2 separate regions of the Mus musculus genome follow, and region 2 is linked to region 1. The links are chromatin loops, found by intact Hi-C in ENCODE. Cell type or tissue: gastrocnemius. All regions are shown on one strand. Links, peaks and the distances in the headings refer to the core of each region. The heading gives the core; the rest is flanking DNA.

What was found. A loop is a pair of places that touch in the nucleus more often than their neighbours do. Peaks named below come from ENCODE experiments on the same cell type or tissue, not always from the same donor. Only the 100,000 strongest peaks of a DNase experiment are listed, where the experiment ranks them.
Region 2: a loop joins it to region 1, with 2.4 times the contacts of the local background. A loop is called at or near these places in 3 of 42 quality-filtered maps.

Annotation. Positions count from the first base shown.
Region 1 is chr4:155,463,494-155,473,786 of GRCm38, forward strand. It overlaps Cfap74 (cilia and flagella associated protein 74), which reads left to right. Exons shown (of 39, transcript NM_001368738.1): 32 at 1-61; 33 at 351-506; 34 at 1,089-1,218; 35 at 1,417-1,571; 36 at 1,800-1,932; 37 at 2,218-2,348; 38 at 2,569-2,703; 39 at 2,811-3,330. The coding sequence ends at 2,912. Tmem52 (transmembrane protein 52) reads left to right here and starts at 5,621. Exons shown (of 5, transcript NM_001253856.1): 1 at 5,621-5,717; 2 at 5,810-5,853; 3 at 5,969-6,010; 4 at 6,496-6,674; 5 at 6,778-7,365. The coding sequence starts at 5,652. The coding sequence ends at 7,037. In gastrocnemius, for the core only: no CTCF peak of the experiment used is centred there; DNase peaks (open chromatin) are centred at 5,683, 6,249 and 9,570; H3K4me3 peaks cover 4,149 bases; H3K27ac peaks cover 7,557 bases.
Region 2 is chr4:155,404,989-155,415,281 of GRCm38, forward strand. Cfap74 (cilia and flagella associated protein 74) reads left to right here and starts at 4,252. Exons shown (of 39, transcript NM_001368738.1): 1 at 4,252-4,582. It overlaps 5830444B04Rik (RIKEN cDNA 5830444B04 gene), which reads right to left. Exons shown (of 3, transcript NR_102284.1): 2 at 9,733-9,890. In gastrocnemius, for the core only: a CTCF peak has its summit at 3,936; DNase peaks (open chromatin) are centred at 4,201 and 4,666; H3K4me3 peaks cover 1,226 bases; H3K27ac peaks cover 1,409 bases.

The sequences.
Region 1 (10,293 bases), core at 1,623-9,622:
GCTGCGCTCTGGTGAGACACAAACCCTAGTGCTGTCCTTCTCGCCTCATGAGAACATACTGGTGAGTGCAGCCCCCATGCATGAATGGGCAAGGCTGCTGCCCTGGGATCTCCAGCCACATTTCAGGACCATGGTGTGACCAAGGGGAGGGAGGGTGAGATACCACTGAGCTCTTGGGCCCAGATGATCTACTGGGGCCTGAAAGCAGCCTGTGCGCCAGACTCCAGCTCTTGCCAACAAGTCTGGAGGCAGAGATCTCCAGGCTATCTCTGTTGCACAATGCTTCCAGCCAGCCGCTCATGAGTAGAGCTCCCACATTTGCTCTTTGCTAAAGGACATGATCTCCTTAGGCTCAAGAAACTCTGGACATCATCACCAAGAGAGGCACTCTCAGTCTCACCCTCTTTGGCATGGGTGTGGCGTCCATGATTACGTGCTCCATTGACGGCAACATCCTCAACATGGGCTACGTGCTTGCCAGAGAATCTGTCTCAACAAATTTTAAGGTGAATTAACCCTTTGTCTTGGCCCAGCTTCCTGGAAAAGGATTGTTTTTTGGAGGTAATGAACTCTGCACTTGGAAGCACCCAGCTGGTTGGGGAATCACACTGGAGTCACAGACTGTCTCCCTCAAATGCTCTGTTCCCAAGAGGCTGTCATTTCTAGTGCTTCTCAAAGAGGGTATCAAGGAAGGGGAAGAGATCAGATGAGGATACAGTTCAGTCAACAGCTGACGGGCACAGAGCTGGCCACACAGCTGGGCAGGGAAGCAGGCTGCCAGCCAGCCTTAGGAAAGGAGCAGGGTGAGGGGAGTGACCAAATACCAAGAGTCCCAAACACTGATGTTGTGGTTCCTGTTAGCAATGCCACCTAGTCCTGAGCAGTGATCCGGCAGCTGGCAGCCTGGTCACCGGCACTGGGGCAGCCCACGGTAAGCTGGTCAGGTGACATCTTGCTCATTGTGGTTCCTGTTAGCAATGCCACCTAGTCCTGAGCAGTGATCCGGCAGCTGGCAGCCTGGTCACCGGCACTGGGGCAGCCAACGGCACGCTGGTCAGGTGACATCAGGTGACATCTTGCTCTTACAGCTTCAGAATGAGTCCTCGCTTCCCATCAAGTTCTGGGTGCGTCTGGAGAGCCTCTCCAGAAAGAAGGCTGAGGCCCACCAGCAGCTGCCAAAGTTCATTACCTCCCATGAGCAGAGGGCAGAAATAGTTGGTGAGCTAACTAACACACTGCCAGGAACCACAGGGGTACAGCTCCACGAGGAGATGCGGGCTAGGGAATGAGGGTGGTGTTTGGAGTGGAGGGGGTCAAGACAGTTTATGGAGAGGCTGGGCAGAGGGGGAATCGGAGGGGTCTGAGCTCAGTGAAGGAGGATGGTAGTGTTGACCGTAGCTGCTGTCCCACCCACAGGCACACAGAACTACAATGGCCAGAGTGTGTTCAGTATCGTCCCAGTTGAGGGCCTCATGTTCCCTGGGAAGGCTCAAGAGTTTACTGTCACCTTCAGTCCGGACCACGAGAGCCTCTTCTTCTCTGACCTGCTCAAAGTGGTGCTCTTTGAAAAGGTGGAACTCAGAGCTGGGCCCCCAGAGATCCCACCCCAGCCTGGGAGGGGTCCATACGAGTCCCTCATCTGGTCCTTCTTGGCAGCTTCTATTATCTGGCCCTTTATGTTGGGGGCTGCCAGTTAGAGAACAGCATCCCTGGTTCTCCAGGACCCACCCATGCCTCAAGCAGCCTCAGTTCTCAATTGTCAAGCTTCAGGGCAGGCTGCTATACTTCTTGTCCCCCAGAAAGTCTCCCACCAGATCCTCTTGAAGGGTGCTGCCCGAGAGCACATGATGTTTGTGGAGGGAGGAGACCCACTGGATGTGCCTGTGGAGTCCCTGGCAGTAGTCACTGCTTTTGACACAGAGCATAAAGAAGGTGAGCCCCCACCGTGTGATTTCTGGCTCGGAGAAAAGGGGGGCAGGGGTAACTTACCTTAGAGATTAGTGACAAGGCCCGCCAGCTAGTGGGCATAATGAGGCCCAGTGGACAAGGGCAGATAGAATTGCGGACCATCAACCCCAGAGCCAAGAGGACTGCTCTGAAGGGTGCCAGGGCTCCAGGTTCACCCTCCACCTCTGTGGTGCCACCCTGAACAATTCCTCTCACCCTCAGGCCATACCCTTCCTCTAGACACTTTTCAGCTAGATTCTCCCTCTCCAGAAGCTGAGGAGCTAAAGCCCATCCTGGTGACCTTGAACTATGTCCAGCTGGACACAGACACAACAACCTCCCCTGCCACCCGAGAGCTACAAGTGGGCTGTATCCGGACCACACAGCCATCACCAAGGAGGGTGAGCACAACTCTAGCTCGAGTTAAACCCCAGAAGCCTCCCCTGGCCTTGTACCTCACTGGCCTCATATAGGATTTTTGCAGCAGATGTGGGGTGGCGACTTCCCCACCCCTGGTGAGAGTTCGGGGATAGGTAAAGCCGGGGCCCCCTCACCCCTTTAGTCCTACTACTCCTGGGAGTCCCTGACCCTCTAACCTCCAGTAGTATCAATGCCTCACAGACTGTGGAGTTCAGCCTGGATGGTGTATCATGGCTTCAGCACAAGGGCTTCTCCATTGAGCCCTCCAGGGGTTCTGTGGAGCGTGGCCAGACTAAGACCATCAACATCTCCTGGGTACCACCTGCTGACTTTGATGTAGGTGTTGGGACCCCAGGCCGGGCAGGGAGGGGTAGCTATGACAGACCTGTGAGCTGAAGTAGAACAGATTTGTCTGGAAAGTCTAAGGATTCTTCTTCTTCCAGCCAGACCACCCACTCATGGTGTCAACCCTGCTGCAGCTCCGGGGAGACGTAAAGGAAACCTACAAAGTCACCTTTGTAGCCCACGTGGTCACTGGGCTTTGAGGACACAGGAAACTGCAGAGCCTCCTGAACTCTCCTATCCACTCTTGAACCCCTTCCCAAGCTGTGGGCCAAGGCAACCCATTCCCCTAGGCCTGGGCCCTGGCCATCCCCTGCTGGAAAGGTTCAAGTGAACAGTCCCAGAGCCAGAGCTTCCAGCCCTACAGACATAGCTAATTCCTTCTGCCCTGTGAGCAGTCTAAGACCACACGCACGCACACACACATACACACACACACACACACACACACACACACACACACACCAAGAAATACTAATCCATCCAACTCAACACACACACACAGCCTGCTCCTAGATGCACCACTCCCACCCACAGATCCCAAACCCACCAGCACCTCCCCAGACTTCGGAGATCCCAGGAGATCTCAACATAGGCCTATCAATAAACTCTGAGAACCAACATGTGGGCCTGCAGTGTGGGGCCTAAGCACCGAATGAGGTGGATGGGGACCCTGAAAGAAGTCTGACCCATACCCACCCCCCTCACATAACCCAACCCATAAAACAGTGTTCTGGCCAGTACAAGCCTCCCAGAGGGTGGGATCGTGCCAGATAACTATAGGGAGTTCACCCTGCCCCAAACCCTGGAAGACCCCTCTAGATCCGTATCACTGAGGGTAACAGTAGGCAGCGTAGGAAGCTGGGGGTTGCAGAGCCAGGGTTGAGCCTGGTTTAGACCTGGAAAGGTACAGGGGCGAGTAAGAGGGGGACAAGAGGTTCCAAAGTCCAGAAAGGTCCCTTAAGCCTCTCAACTCCTCCCAAGTCTCGGGAACCCAGATGCTCCCAAGCAAGGTGTGAGCCCGGTGTAAAGCGGGGCCCGGCCCGTGAGTCTGAGCTCAGAGTTCTCCGAAAAGGATGGATTTTGCTTTCTGCACCCCATTCCATCACCGCACGAGCTCTTCCCTCTGAAGTACAGCTTGTTGAAAGCTTTCTCTCGGAGCACATCCAGCCTGCCTGCCTGCCTGCCTGCCTTGCCTGCCTGTGCAGCATACGAACTTTGCCACCCAGTGGGGACAAGCTACTGAGAGAGCCTTCCCAGCCCTCCTGGGCCCGGCAGGGCAATGGGGGTGATGACATCTATCTGGGTCACTGTACTCATGAAAGCCCTTAGTGCCCCTGATGCCTTATACCCTGTCATGGCCCTTAACTGAGCCAGCCATTTTGCAGGAATCCTGCTCATCGACCTTGTAGGTAGCAGGCCCAGGCCTTTGGCTTCCCTGACGGTAGCTGACCACTTCTCAAACCCTTGACATGATTCCAGACCAGATGAGTGGACAAATCTAGAGAAGGCACTACCCTAGGCAGGCCACTTCCTTCTGATCCCAGACCAATATAACCCAGGTCCTCTGCAAGAGCAGATCCTTCCCTTTTCTGGACTCCAGACTTGGGTCCCAGCCTCGCACTGCACTTTTGACATCTACTCTTCCTATTGCTGGCCCTACGGTACCAAGCACAGCCACGACACAGCAAAGGACAGAAACAGCATGGGAACTAAGCTCATTGACCTGGCAGAGAGGGTCTTTGAGAGGCAAGGCACAGGTCTCAAGTGCATAGGACAGCTGTAGAACTCCTACCCACTGAGGGAAAAGCCAAAGATACATGCAGGTATGTGCACAGTGAAGAAATGAAGGCAGGACAGAGGGCTGGTACACCTCCTATCCTCCCTTAGCCAGCCTGGTTGTGCTGACCACCTGCTGCAATTTGATCACTAGTGTTCTAATAGCCCCTAGTAGTGGGGGGCAGAGCAGCCGGCCCAGCTCTTAGCCTGGAGGGAGGACTATTAAGGAGATTCCCCCGAGAAGCAGCAGCCACTTCCGGAGAAGAAGCAGGCATTCCAGGTTGAGCAAGGAGTGGTCAACGAATGCGATCTTTAAAGCCAAATGTTTTTTTTTGGAAAGTGGTCTGTCTGCAGTGGTTTAGTAGTCCAGAGCCAGGGGCCAAATGGGCCATTCCCCGGAGGTATCCCTACAGAGGATCCATAGCAAAGGTCCTTGAATGATGACCTAGAAGGCCCAGCACGGGCTGGAGAGATGGCTCAGTGGGTAAGAGCACTGACTGTTCTTCCAGAGGTCCTGAGTTCAAATCCCTGCAACCACACTGTGGCTCACAACCATCATAATGATATCTGATGCCCTCCCTCTCCTGGAGTGTCAGAAGGCAGCTACAGTGTACTTACATGTAATAAATAAATAAATAAATGGAAGGCCCAGCATATTAATGGTGTAGATCCCCACCCCTTTTTAACCTAGCCAATTGTGAAGTGTGAGGGTGGATTCTACTTTTCCCGAGAGGCCACAACCCAGTGCAGTCCTGACCACAAGTTTCAGGAGACCTGGTTTGGGGATGGGGATGGGGAAAATAGGAGATACAGGTGGCTGGCTGAGGCATCAGTCAGATATATGACGGACAGACCCATGTCCCATGCCCAGAGAGAATACTGCTCTATTCCCTCTTAGGGCTCCCACTGAAAGATCTTGATCCTTGATGACACAGAGGGAAAGGTGTGTGTGTGTGTGTGTGTGTGTGTGTGTGTGTGTGTGAGCGCGCGTGCAAGTGCTCTCAAACTTCTACTAGAAAAAAAAAGAGCAACAAAAAACGGAGAGCAAGGAGGGACGCATACCAAGGTGGGCGTGACCCTGGACCTTCAGCTGACAAGGCCCAGGGGCGGGGCCTCATAAAGCTGAGCCGGTGTTGGACTGAGTTTCGCTCTGTCTAAGGAACATGGCCCCGGGGCCGTCAGCCACACAGGGGATCCTGCTGCTGCTGCCTCTCCTGCCTCTGTCCCAGGTGGGTTGGGCCTCATTCGCAGCGGGTTTAAGGCAAGAGGGGCGGCCCTGAGTTCGGTCCCGCCCTGCTCAGGCTCACCCTTGTCCCTACAGGTGACGCTGGGTTCCGCGGACCGCAACTGTGACCCCTCGGATCAGTAAGTAGCTGGGGGCCAAGGGGAGAGGCAGAACTTGGACCGTGCTGGGAAAGGCTGGAGCGGTGGAGTGAGCTAGCAGATACCTCACCTGCTTCAGGTGCCGCTGTCCCCGCAGGTGCCCGCCCCAGGCCCGCTGGAGCAGCCTATGGCATGTGGGGTAAGTGGAATCCACCATGCCAACCCTCTGGTCCAACAGTTCCTCTGAAGTTAGACCATGGCTAGGACCTCCACAATCCCTTCTGCCTCACCTGCTGCATCTGCTGCCCCCAACTCCCTCGACGCTGTCTGAAGAGCCCTTGAGCCCTAGGCAGCCTTGGAAACCAGACCCGATTATCCTCAGCAGAAGGCACAAGGACTGTGCAGTTGCCTGGGGACAGTGTGTCCTGGGAGTGAACCCAAGGCCATCCCTGGCCAGCACTGGAGAGCCAAGCTAGGACTGGCCCCAGCTGGAAGAGACCAGTGCAGGCGGCTCCTCGGGCCTGAATCCAGCTGAGGAAGTGTCTGGCATGGAAAGACTTCTCTTACTTTCTTTTCACCTGCCGGTTATCCTGTTTTGGGTAGTTAGGCATGACTGGCCCCCGAGTGCAGGTGCCCAGTAACAGGAGGCCAGTCCCGCGGTAGATCCTTGCTCTTCCTTACCAGGCTCATCCTGCTCGCCATACTCCTGATGCTTTTGTGTGGGGTCACAGCCAGCTGTGTACGATTCTGCTGCCTCAGGAAGCAGACGCACACCCAGTCACACACGCCAGCGGCGTGGCAGCCCTGTGACGGGACAGTCATCCCAGTGGACAGTGATAGCCCCGCACACAGCACTGTGACCTGTGAGTGTCTGGAACCCACTAGCCTGCATGGGGGCTTGGGGGCTGAGGACACCGTGGGGTGAATGCCAAGCCATCTTGATAAACCCACTCTTGTTCCCTGCAGCCTACAGTTCCGTGCAGTACCCACTGGGCATGCGGCTGCCCCTGTACTTTGGAGAGCCAGACCCTGACTCCATGGTCCCTCCCACCTACAGCCTCTATGCGTCTGAGCTGCCACCCTCCTACGATGAAGTTGTGAAGATGATAAAAGCCAGGGAGGAAGTGGCAGCTCCCTCTGAGAAAACCAACTCTCTGCCTGAGGCCTTGGAGCCAGAGACCACTGGAGGGCCCCAGGAGCCAGGCCCCAGTGCCCAGCGGCCCTAGTCAAGCCCGCTTGAAAAGGGTGGGAGTTCTCTCTTCTGGAGCCATTAAACCATTGCCTGGATTCCTGGCACTTAGGACCAAGGAGCCCCACCTGTGTCATCCTTCCCCTGGGAAGGCCAGCCATCCAGCACATTGCTGCGGACGCGGCCTCGTTGCTATGCAATGCCTGGCCAGCCAGCCTGCCCCTGTATTGGCCCCTCTTCTTCACCCTTCCCATCCATCCGGGGCCCAGCAGGCCCTCATCCCGGAGGAGCCTGGATCTTGGGAGCTCAAACCCCACTGGCATGCCAGCCCTTTGAGGGGAAAATAAAGTTTACGTAAACATGTTCTCGGTCTTTGCGGAAAGGGTTCTAGTGCCCCCGCCAAGGGTGTCCAGCAGGCCTTGGGTAGCCACCCCAGGGTAAACAGACAGGATTGGGGTGGGGGGTGTCCATCTGCTCTTCCTGCTGGCGTTTAGAGCCCACATCTGGACAGTGGGAAGGGCCAGAGGTCAGAGAAAAATGATCTTCAACTTCAGAGTGTGCCCACATTCCCTTACCCAGGCCCACCTCTTCCCTCCAGGTTGGGTCGGAGAGAAACCCACACTCAATCCCCATCCCTGTCAGTCTCCTTGGGTCAGCCTCCATTTTCCCGAGGGTCTCACACACATTCATCAGTGCACGTCTGCCAAGGCTTCACGCTCGGCCACCACCTTCCGGTACCTTTATGAACTCCTCATTTATTGAGGCACCACCAACCTCCAGGCCCAAGGTCCTCCATGAAGATGTCTCAGTCTATCCCTTGCTGTTCTTGTCAGAGCTGCCCTCAGTTTACCCTCCTAATCCTGGGTTTTCTCGTAGTAAATCCCCCAGGAAGCCATCACAGTTAAAGAACCCTTTGTCTGCAGAGTCTTACTGTCCCAAGAATCAAGTTAGGGCTCCCAGGTCCACCCTTCCTTCTCTAGCTGCATCTCTCCCCACTCGTGTGCACAGGTGACCACAGACCTGGACTGTACCCACACCCCACACCCTGCCAGCCCCGTCCACATCCCGCATAGGCCAGGTCGCTCTTGGTGAAGTCAATGCCTTGCAGGCTCATTCGCTGTCCCCACTCCTCACCTTCCCCTGGCTCTCCTTATGGAACATCTCAAAGACACGCCCGTATCCCTTAATCTACTCAGCTGCCAAGCATTCAGTCTGTAGGGATACCTGGCTTCTCCAGGAGCTCCTCATTGCCCACCTGTCCAGGAGAGGGTAGGAAGTAACCTACCTTCTACTTGGCTATCCTTCAGGGCATACAGTTAAAAAGGAGACCCTAGTGGAGAGAAGATGTTTAAGAACAAGCTTCACAGTGGATGTAATCCTGACAGAGGCAAGAATACCTCAGGGGAAGGGTGGCACAGTCGTGAGGGCCAGATGAAGGCTGTCGGGCACACAAGAGCCAGGGCACAGGCCAGCCTTGTGAGGTAGCATCAGGGACTAAAAAACAAACAAAAAAACAAAAAACAAACAAACAAAAAAAACAAAAAAACTATGTAACAAACCCTAGGGCCAAAGCATTCAACCATCCTTTCACACCCTTGCAGAAGCAGGTCCCTATGAAAGCCTTCAGCAAGGGGTGGTTTTCCCACACCAGGAGGAGGGAAGTGCTGCCAGGGAAAGTCTTCCCTAGGCTTTCAAAGCCCCTCCTTAGGCTCCCAAATGGCCCTCACACCTTGGGTGCATTCTCTGCCTGCAGGCTCTGCCCGAATCCCCTCCCCTACCCACCCGGCCGGTTCTCCAGAGGTTCCATCAGATACTGAAACTACCTTACCATGTGCCCTAGATGACCAAAGAAGAAAATGAGGTGACTCCAGGCTGCTTGGGGCAGAGCATGCTGGACCGCCGGGCTAGCCATGTCTTAACTGGGCTCAACTACCTAGGGTTTCCAGGATACAGATTCCAAAATCCTTTTAGGGTTAGAAAATCCTGCGAGTCCTCTTTCAGGATAGGCTCAGTCCTTCCCTAAAGGGCCACTTCCTGAACCTTCTCAGCTTGGGCATTCACTCACCCTGAAGATGAGTGTGCTAAGGGCCAGTGGCAAAGGGACAGAGAAGGACCAGCCAATGCCAGATCCTTGCATGGACTGTTGTTCCCATCTCATAATCCAACTCTATGTCCCCACAGACGTGAACACACACACACACACTGCCACACACACACACACACACACACACACACACACAAATAATAAACAAATAAATATAAATGTGATAATTTTTTGAGTCCAGGGCTGGGGAGATGGCCCAGTAGATTAAAAGCACCTAGGTTCTGCTGCAGGGACCCTCATTAAAGGCTGTGATCACTTATTTGGGAAACTTCTTGTAAAAGGCCCAGCCCAACTGGCTAGTTTCCCATTTGCTTTTGTCTAGCTGGACCCACATACAGACTCAGTGCCAATCCCACAGCCAAGACTTGGCAAACACTCTATAAAGGTAGAAGGTCTGAGCAAGTGCCTTAAGGATCCTGGCTACCATGCACAGATGGGACTGAAGGTCCCCAGTTTAGAGCAGAAACATGGGCACAGCCTGTGGCCTGGCAGGTGAACCTGGGGCAAGCCAGCACTGTGAGACTGGCAGGTTGCCTCCAGGCAGTTGGGGGCTATTCTGGGGTTTCTTGGGAAACCTGACCTCCCATCCGCTCAGAACAGCAAAGCCAACTCCCTAGGAAGTAGCAAGGTGCCACAGAAACACTCAAATACTCTGCGCCCACTTACACATTTGTATTTTTTTCAGACGTGCACCAGCTCTCCTCTTATCTGAGGGTAGCAAACCACCAGGCAGTGGTGCTGGCCCCCCAACACCAGAGTAGGGGGTCCTTCCTGCTCCCATCCAGGCAGAAGCAGAAAGCCTGCTTGGGAGAGAGTGAGGCACTCAGAGGTTTATGCTTGCAGATCTCAGACGCTGTGCACTGAGAGGCTCCTCTCATCCCTAGCTGGCTGGCTGCCAAGATTACTCATGACCTTGGCCCACCTGTCCCATGCCTGTCTGATGACTCTAAGCATGTGTGGCACTCAGTGTCCTCCGACAGCCCAGTCCTCTGCCTGCCAGGACACCCAGGGTCGCAGGTGCTCCCTGTTCTCAGCAGGCCAATTGCAGAGGCTAAAGGCTTGTGTGCCTTCATCGGAGGCCCCTGCAGCAGATCCTAGGCACTCTTTATCCACTGAGTCGTCTCTCAGCCCCGAACTTAAAAACTTAAAGAGAGAAATTATCACATTTTTATGTGTTTGCGTGCGCGCA
Region 2 (10,293 bases), core at 750-8,749, 59 kb before region 1:
TTCTTTTAAAATTTATTTTAGGGGCTAGAGATATGGTTCAGCACTTAGGAGCATTTGTTGCTCTTACAAAAATCCTGGATTCAGTTCCCAGGGCCCACATGGTGGCTTACAGACATCTGTGACTCCAGTTTTAGGCGATCTGATACCATCTTCTCACTTCTGAAGGCACCAGGCATGCATGTAGCACACGTATGTACGTACAGGCAAAACACTCACTCATACACACAACATAAAAATTATAAATGTAAAGATAAATTTATTTTTCCTTAATAATTTTATTTTTAAGTGTGTGTGTGTGTGTGTGTGTGTGTGTGAGAGAGAGAGAGAGAGAGTGTTCAGGCTCCTTCGGAGCCCAGAAGAAGGCATCAGATCTCCTGGAGCTGGAATTACAGAGGGTTTTGAGCCACTGACTTGGGTGTTGGGAACGTAACTGTGGTCCTCTGGTAGAGCAGCAAGTGCTCTTAACCTCTGAGACATCTCTATAGCCCTTCATTTTTTTTTAACTTGTAATGTTTATTTATACATATGAGTGTATGTCTGTGTGTGCATATGCCATGTGTATGTAGGTGCCTTCAGAGACCAGAGGGTGTGTCCACACCTGTTGCTAAAGTTACAGGCAGCTGTAAGCTGCCCAGTGTAAGTGCTGAGTGTGAACCAAACTTAGGTTTTCTGAGAAAACACTCATAACCTCTGAGTGTGCGCACGCACACACACACACACACACACACACGCACACACGCACGCACGCACACACACACACACACGCACGCACACACACGCACGCACACACACACACTCACACACACACTCACACACACACACACACACACACACACACACACACACACACACACACACTTTTTTTTTCAAGACAGGGTTTCTCTGTAGCCCTGGCTGTCCTGGAACTCACTTGTAGACCAGGCTGGCCTCAAACTCAGAAATCTGCCTGCCTTTGCCTCCTAAGTGCTGGGATAAAAGGCGTGCGCCACCATGCCCAGCACACACACACTTTTTAAATTTATGCTTTTTGAGACAGGGTCTCATGAAGCCCAGGATGTCCTTAAACTCACTATGTAATTAAGCATAATGCAGAACTCTGATCCTCCTGTCTGTCTCCCAAGTGCTGGGATTAATGGTGAGTGCCACCATGCCTGTTTTATGCAGTGTTAGTGATTTAACAGAGGGTCTTGTGCATGCTAGGCAAGCACTCTGTCAACTGAGCTACACCGTTTGCCTAACTATTATTTTTTAAACAAAAACAACTTTACTGCCAGTGGTTTGCATTCCATAACATTGTGTTCATTTTCAACAGTCAGCTTCCCAGGGCATAGGTCGTTAGGTTATTGGTGAGCCTGTCAGTCAGTCTGTCTTTTGCTTGTTCTCCTCGGTGTTTTCGGATGTCTCTCCCTTGGAGTGTGGCTCCGTTTCTCTTGGTGCACTCTGTAAAACTGGGCCTTTCCTTTGGTTGTTTTAAGGAGTTTTTATTTATGTCTTATTTCTATCTGTTTGTGTCTTAGTTAGGGTTTTACTGCCGTGAACAGACACCATGACCAAGGCAAGTCTTATAAAGGATATTTAATTGGGGCTGGCTTACTGGTTCAGAGGTTCAGTCCATCATCATCAAGGTGGGAGCAGGGCAGCATCCAGGCAAGCATGGTGCAGGCATCGATGAAAGTTCTACATCTTCATCTGAGGGCTGCTAGTGAGCTAGAAGCTATGAGTAGGGTCTTAAAGCCCACGCCCAAAAAGACACACTTACTCCAACAAGGCCACACTCCCTGAGCCAGGCACATACAAACCATCACAGTTTGTTTATTTTGTGTTGGTGTGACATTTCCTGATTTATTTGCCTTGATACTTGTAAAACTCCTTGGCTATCACATTGCTTTCCCAGTTTCTCAGGTCAAATAAACACCCTGCTCTTTGTGGTGATGTGTGAATCGCTCCAGTTTGATCTGGTCGGTTGGGGTGTGGGAGTTCAGTACAAGTCAGCAGCCCCGTGGATTTTATTTATTAGTTGTCTAGAGAATATTTCGATGCTTATTGGCCTCATGGCAACCAGGAGAGGAGCTAAAATAAGGCACCAAAGGGAATCTTGTTACCCCTGGGCAGAAACCTCTACTGTGTCTTCGTGAACATTTTGGGGTGCTATCTCTTCCTAGTAAGGCAGGAGTTACCTTGGAATGCTCTGAAGTCATTTCAGAGTCTGGACAGCCGTACACTCAAGGACACAAGGGTGTCAGTGAGTGCCCACCGCACAGGCCCAGGTACTGTCCACAGGTTAGGACTGTGGCCTAGTTTTGGTAAAGCCTGTTCAATAGCCTACTCGGGCTTTGCTTGTCTTTTGCTTTCGCTGTGAGAGATCAGGCTCCTACCAACTACCAAGACAACACCTGATTTCACAGCAGTGTTAGCATCCTACTGACCTCCAACTTTTCATGATCCCTCTGTAGGGTATTAATACAACTGAATTACAGGTGGAGTGGAATTACCACTCCAATTTGTTGCTGGTAAAAGTCTCACAGATGAGCTGCTTCCTTAAGACAAGGAATTCACATGCTGCTTAGGCAGGGCTCCTCGTTGCCAAACAGACAGTGAGTAACCCATTTCCAAATCCCCTGCAGTCATCTCTCTCAGACCATTTCTTGCACCAATGGTGTCAGCCCATGTCCTCTAGTTCAAAGTCGTGGGATAGAACTAGGTACACCAGAAATTTAGTAGGCATCTTGGATTGATTAGCAGAGGAAAAAGAATTGAACTGAGAGGGGCTGGAGAGATCGAAGAAGGAAGAAGATGAAGAAGAAGGAGAAGAAGGAGAAGGAGAAGAAGAAGAAAAGGAGGAGGAAAGAAGGAGGAGGAGGAGGAGGAGGAGGAGGAGGAGGAGGAGAAGAAGAAGAAGAAGAAGAAGAAGAAGAAGAAGAAGAAGAAGAAGAAGAAGAAGAAGAAGAAGAAGAAGAAGAAGAAGAATTGAACTGAGAAATCCTTTGGTTCTTGATTCCCAACTGGCATATTGAGATAAAAGTGGAAGGGAGCCGGGCATGGTAGCATACGCCTTTAATCCCAGCACTTGGGAGGCAGAGGCAGGTGGATTTCTGAGTTCGAGGCCAGCCTGGTCTACAGAGTGAGTTCCAGGACAGCCAGGGCTGCACAGAGAAACCCTGTCTCAAAAAACAAAACAAAACAAAAAAAGTGGAAGGGAGGCAAACCTAATGTATACCTGACAGGCTTGGCCAGCCTAACAGAGGAGTATAGTATACCCCAGAGAAAATTACATGTGTTAGTCAGAGTTTTGTCCCTGTAAACAAATATTTGAGGCAACGTGAAAGAGAAGACCAATTTATTCACTTATTTTACTATAGTGGGGATTATACTTCATACCACAAATATTAGTATTGGATATGGTTACTTCACAACCCTCTCTGCTCAGCCATATACCAGGGTCAACCCAGAGTAGGAGGCCCAGTTCACATTCTCCCTCAGCTAAAGGTTACAAACCAACTGGCTATCTTTCCCAAATTGCTTTACTAGGACATCCGGCTTCCATACACAAAGCTCTAAACTTATAGAACACCTGGGTTCGATCCCCAGCCACACACACACCTATACAGTATTGCAGTGGTATTTCACAGGCAAAGTATCTGAAGGGAGTGCAGAGGTACCCCCCACCAATCTCCACTGACATTTCCACAGGCTCTGTATTATTTTGAGGACTTCTTAACGCTGAAGGTTCTCCATCTCCAAGACAAAACTACAGGAGTTGCCAGTCATCCCTGCGACTCTGAGGAAAGGGAACATGTCCTGTCCACTGTTGAGCCCACCTCCTGCCCGGACTAGTGACCACGCCAACTTAAACGACCAAAAACAATCCAAAGAGTCCTGTGAGTTATCCAGAGGAGTCAGATGTCACCACCTAGAGGGCACAACACAGGCTGCAAAGCCCTGGGAGAGCCAGAATTCAGATCCAAGAGACGCAGGAGATCCTAACTTCTGCGTAAATGGTCTTTTAAGTAAGCAGTTGACCCAAGTTTCAACTGGCTTTAGACAAGTTCTCGAGCACCTGCCCCAGTCTCCAGGAGAATCGTCTGGGCAACAGTCAGCTTTGACTCTGCCCTCCGCGATGCTCGTCCCACTTTACCCCCGCTGTTGCACTACGCCTGCGCACAAGCTCTCCCTCCGCAGCCTCAGCCCCGCCCGCTACCCCAAAGCAGCCTTCCGTTGCCATGGAGCTGCGCGCCCAAACTACGCAGCCTCAGACCCACGGTGGCTGGGGGCAGTCGGGCCGTTAAGAGGCCATGGTCTAGCGGCTTAAGGAACTGATTCTGCGGGGGCCAGTGCTGAGGAACCGTCGCCGAGGATCTGTTTCTGGGAGGCGACCTAGTTACTGGACCACTTTCTAGGGGTCATTTGTGAGGAGCTGTTGCTAAGGGGCAGTCGCCAGGGACCATTCTTGAGAGGTTGTTGCTGCTGAGGGACCACCACCGAGGAGCCGTTCCTGAGGAGGTTTGCCAACAGTGCAGCCCACTCTTGGGGGACCTTTGCTGAAGTCTCATCGCTGAGGGACATCACTGGGCTGCCCAGAGAGGTGGGTACTGGCGACTTCAGCCTTGGGGCTGCACTGAGGATGCGCTGAACAAGGGGTAACTTTTCTGCGTGGACACGTGGCGGTGAGTCACGTGGTTACCACAGCCTATGAAGCGTCAGCATCAATCCTGCTGGTGAAGAGCCAGGCATCAGTCTGAGAGCTGAAAGTAAGAGTCACCTCCCGCTGTTCCAGCCTGGCTTTAAATACAAAACCCTTCATTGCAAGTGGATAGGCCTCCTTAGCTTGATTTTTCCATAAAATGACTCCCTTATCTGGGTAAAAATGCTTAGCAAAATACACCCTGAATGAAGGTGTGCTGTGGGCCAAGTAATGAGTGGACTAGTAAGTAATGTGAGCTAGGTAATGAGTAGACTGCTCAGGTATTCATTGATGAATATTGTCTTCAAACAAATGATGCCTACCTTCTTGTGTACAATTTAAGAACTGATTATCAAACAATTTATCAAAAGCCCACCCAAGCCAATAAATAGAATCTTGTCTTCACCCATAACATAGTACCCTCCTCTCCTGGTTAACTATGAACAAACCCGTGATTCTCACTTCTCCTCGTGTGTAACCGCACACCTTTGCTTATCTTAGATTAGAAATTTATTCCTGAACAGTAGTTTTTGTTAATGGTTTGATTGGTTTTTGAGAAAGGGTTTTTCTGTATGGTCCTGGTTGTCCTGGAACTTGCTCTGCAGACCAGGCTGGCCTCAAACTCAGAGATGTACCTACGTCTGCTTCCCGAGTGCTGGGACTAAAAGGCCTGTGCCACCACACCCAGCTTGAAGCCCTCCCCTTCTTGTCTTTAAAATAAATAAGACGAGCTTCAAGACTGACAGAATACATTTCTGTTGTGTAAAGAATTCAAGTTGGAGCACTTTGTTATGGCAACCCTGGAAAACTCCTGTGACAAGTGAGAGTTTCTGCAGCCCTCTCTAAGGAGAGGGCTGTCCTCTCAGAAGAAAAGATAGAACAGGCAGTACAGTGGCCCCAGGGACACCCAACGTCCCAATCCTCCGAACCAGTAAAAACATAACGTTCCATGGCTAAGAGGAACTGAGGCGGCCCATCAGCTTCCTTTGAGATGGAAGAACTATCTTGGGTCATCTCATTGGAAGAGGGAGGCAGGAGAGATCACCAAAGGCTACGGCAGGTCGGGCTCAGCTAACACTGCAGATTTGAACACGTTAGATGAAGTCAGGTGCCAAGGGGCAAAGGCAGCTTTAGACAGAAAATGAAAAGCCAAGAAAGTAGACACACCCTCTCTGGTTTCCAAGAAGGTCACACAGCTTTGCTGATGCAGGACAACCAAGTCCTAATTCATAAGGACGAGCCTCAAGGTGCTGTGAGACTGAAAAGAAGAGAAAGACAAATCTAGGGTTATACCAAGTGCAGTTTGCTGCTAAGCGTTGGGGGACAGGAAGTATGTAAGTATGGGCCTGAATGTCAGCAGACCAAATGAACCCAAGTGTGAGTCAAAATCTTTGGGTCAAAATGAAGAGTGTATTTGTGGAGTAGAACGGAGAGCCAAACTTGCTGGGTGATAATGGCGCACACCTTCAATCACTTGGGAGGCAGAGGCAGGCCATCTCTGTGAGTTTGAGGCCAGCCTGGTGAGTGCCGGGGTTAAACTAAGAAACCCTATCTCAAAATAAAACCAGAGCAGACTCATTCTTTCTGTAATCTGCTTGTTTATCTTAAAATAATATCTATAGTGACAAATTGGGAGTTTTGGTTTCTTAAAAAAAAAAAAAAAAAACCACAGGAATAGCCGGGCGTGGTGGCACACTTGGGAGGCAGAGGCAGGTGGATTTCTGAGTTCAAGGCCAGCCTGGTCTACAGAGTGAGTTCCAGGACAGCCAGGGCTATACAGAGAAACTTTGTCTCGAAAAACAAAAAAAACCAAACCAAGTAAAAAAAAAAAACCCAAAAACCCACAGGAATATTTAAGAATATATTTTTGTCTTAATCCTAGGTGTGAGGTACGGGGCTGCTTCAGACTGCCCACCATAGCTGACTATGATTTGCCTCATGCTCTAGCAGGGGCGTGATTTTGCCAGCTGCATATGGTTTCTGTGAGTGTATGGGTGTCTGGAATTCTGGAGACTTTTCAGAGGGTATTATATAAATGCTAGAGCTCTGATAGGTGGGTTATTGTTGGGTTGTTGGTTGGTTTTGGCTGCTGTTGCTTGTTGGCTATTGTTGTCTGCTGTTAATTGTGGTTTGATAAGCAGGCCTACAGAAAGAAGAAAGAGCAAGAAATTAGATATCCTAACATGAAGCTCAAACTTGCCCCAAGGAACTCAGTGCCCCAGGCCAGCAGGAAGTAGTCTAATGATAGCACCGCCCCCTTTTCAGCCCCTGACTACATTCAGGGATCTCTTTCCTTTCTTCTCTATCCTTTCCTCTCCTATCTATTGTTAGGGGGTTGAACGGGTGGAGAAAAGAACCCACAAAGTAGCCAAAGACTGGCTACAAATATCAAAGCTGAATACCAGTGGCACAAATGTAATCCCCAGCTTTCAGGAGATTGAGATAGGAAGATTGTGGATTCGGGGCTATATTGAGATGCTGTCAAAAAAGGAAAAGCTCAACTGGGAAGTCAGGATGTCTCTGAAGCAGAATATGGCTATAAAGTCCCACATAAGACACCAATGATCTCATTGATTTATGCTATGCTGAGAAAAGAAAGAAAAAAAAAAACCAGCCAGGGCTATTTGTAGAACATCGTAAGTGTGACTCAAGATGGGAGTCCTTGTGTCCGGCTGGTTCCACACACACCTGTGGACACAGTGGCTCCATACCCTTGAGACCCAGATGCCAGGCCTCTGGAGTGGGGTTCTCAGCCTGCCTAACTCGGTGGGCCTTTAATACGGTTCCTCGATGCTGTGTTGACCCACAACCATAAAATTATTTTTGTTGCTACTTCATACTTATAACCATAATTTTACTACCACCATGAACCATAACATAAATATCTGATATGCAGCAATCGAAAGGGCCAAGACCCATGGGGTTGAGAACTACTGCTCTAAGAACAAGATAAATTTGCACTGTTTTAAGAATAATAGGGAAGCCGGGTGTGGCGGCGCACGCCTTTGATCCCAGCACCCGGGAGGCAGAGGCAGGTGGATTTCTGAGTTCGAGGCCAGCCTGGTCCACAGAGTGAGTTCCAGGACAGCCAGGGTTACACAGAGAAACCCTGTCTTGAAAACAAACAAAAGAATAATAGGGAAGGCAAAAGGTGTGTTCTTTTTTCTCTTCTTTTTTTTCTATAGAATGTTTAGCTCCTAATTAACACCCAAGCTTCAGTTCTTTAGATCTCATTCCACCTTGGAGCCGTGGAGCCTTGGAGCCCCTTTACTGTGTCCTGTCCTCACCAGTGCCTGCTAGATCTTCTTGCTCTTGTGCTCCAAAGTCTGACAAACACGTAGTGACAGATCACTGCAGCTCTGGTTTGCAGTTCCCTTATTCCAGACCATGTTGAACAACTTTCCTTTCTTCCTTTTCTTTCTCTTCTCTTCTCTTCTCTTCTCTTCTCTTCTCTTCTCTTCTCTTCTCTTCTCTTCTCTTCTCTTCTCTTCTCTTCTCTTCTCTTCTCTCTCTCTCTCTCTCTCTCTCTCTCTCTCTCTCCCCCTCCCTCTCCCTCCCTCCCTCCCTCCCTCCCTTCCTTCCTTCCTTTCTTTTTTTTTTTTTTTCCCCTTTGGTTTTTTCGAGACAGGGTTTCTCTGTATAGCCCTGGCTGTCCTGGAACTCGATCTGTAGACCAGGCTGGCCTCAAACTCAGAGATCCACCTGCCTCTGCCTCCTTAGTCCTGGGATTAAAGGCGTGCACCACCATCTCCCTGCTCAACATTTCTTAAGTTATAATCATGAGATAGTTTATTATTCAAATGAGGGCTCCATTGAATTACACTCGGAGAGCAGCTGTACACACAGGGATGCTGATGGATATTGGCTCCTGTGTGTGTTGGCTTTATGTCCCTCACTATAAAGCCCCTGGCATGAGGCTTCTGCCTGATGGTGACCCTTCTAAGTCATGGTCACCTCTGCCCCATAGCTTTTCTCCACGTCTCTTTAGGATAGCGGAAGTTTCAAGTACAAATAAATATAGGTGACTCTACCAGCATTTTCTCTCATACCTAGTATGTCTGGTGTCTTATTTAGGAACCTTGATGTCATCTCCCCTCTTGGCCACTGCCTCTGTGGTGGTTTCATTTTCATAAATGAGCTCTTAATCCACTGGAGCTGATTTTCCAGGAAAGGGTCCAGCTTCTTAACACGCCCTCTGAAATAAACCCGGCTCTGCTTCTGCTGGTGAGCAATCAGATTTTGTACTAAGTGGCCTCAGTCTTTAGCAACCAGTTCCTGGCCCTGTTTCTCTGTGCCTGGTACCATTGTAATTTTGTAACTTTAGAATAAATACCTGCAGACACCCCCCTCCCGCACTTATTCTCCTTCAATACTATTGTTCTTTGTTCTTCAACTTATATTTTAAAACTCACTGGCAAGCTTCTGACCTATTTTCCGCAAGCGGATGCACATGTACCGACTCTTGCTGAGACTCGGGTGCAGTTTAGAGAATCTAAAATTGACTTACTGACTAGGACATCTCCAGTGCCTGAACCTGAGAGTCTGTCCATTTGTTTGCTTGCTTGCATTTCCTTCCTTTTGCAATTTTTTTTTCTTACCGAAAAGTCCAGAATCGCATAAATAAAGGAGAAGGAGGCTGGGGAGATGGTTGAACTGTTAAGAACATTCATAGCTCTTGCAAAGAACTGAAGTTTAGTTTCTGGTGCCAATTTGAGGCCATTTACCTGTAACTCTAGTTGCAGGGAATCTGAAAACCTCCTTAGCCTTTTCGAGTACACACACACACACACACACACACACACACACACACACACACACACTTATAAGGAGAAGGATAATATGAAGTCTAAATTCCAACCACCCTTCATCAGCAAGATCAGTGCTGTCTTATTCCTGTTCCAACTGGGCTGACACATTGTGAAGATAACATTTTGGTCATACTCTCATCTCTCTTTGAAAATGTTACTACATACCTCTGTACTCTTAGCCAACTCACAAAGTCATTTCATCTCCCACAAAATTAACAGTTATTTCTTCATAAAATCCAATACCTGCTGCCAGTTTTCAGTAGCTACCCCAAGAATCTCATTCAGGGCTGTCTGCTTGAGCCGGAGCCAAACACGATCTTCACAAACATGCAGCTGGTTTGCCTTTGAAGACTTTGATCTGAGAGGCATCCCCACCTCTCCTCTTCCTCCGTGATGATTATCTGTCGAAGAAATTGGGTCATTTGATCCTTTTAGTACTTTTAAAATCTTTGTGTCTGTGACAGAGCACATGTGTGGTTAGAGAACAACTTGTGGGGGTCAGGTGTCTCCTACCAAGCGGCCCTGGGGACTGAACTCACATTGTCAGGCTTGGAAGCAAGGACCCTGACCTTCTGAACCGGCTCAGCAGCCCGGACCACACAGATCAGGTGAGAGTGAACGGACAGTTTACTCTCCATTTCTGCATCTTGTTTGCAACATGTATTAAACAGCCTTGACCTTTTGCAAGTTTGTAGTTTTACCTTGTTCATATTTAGGGCCTCTGTCTTCTGGATTCAAAGTTTTGCCAATGTCGCCTCAGTATTTTTTTCTTAAGCTCTAGCTTATCCATTTTCTTTTTTGTTT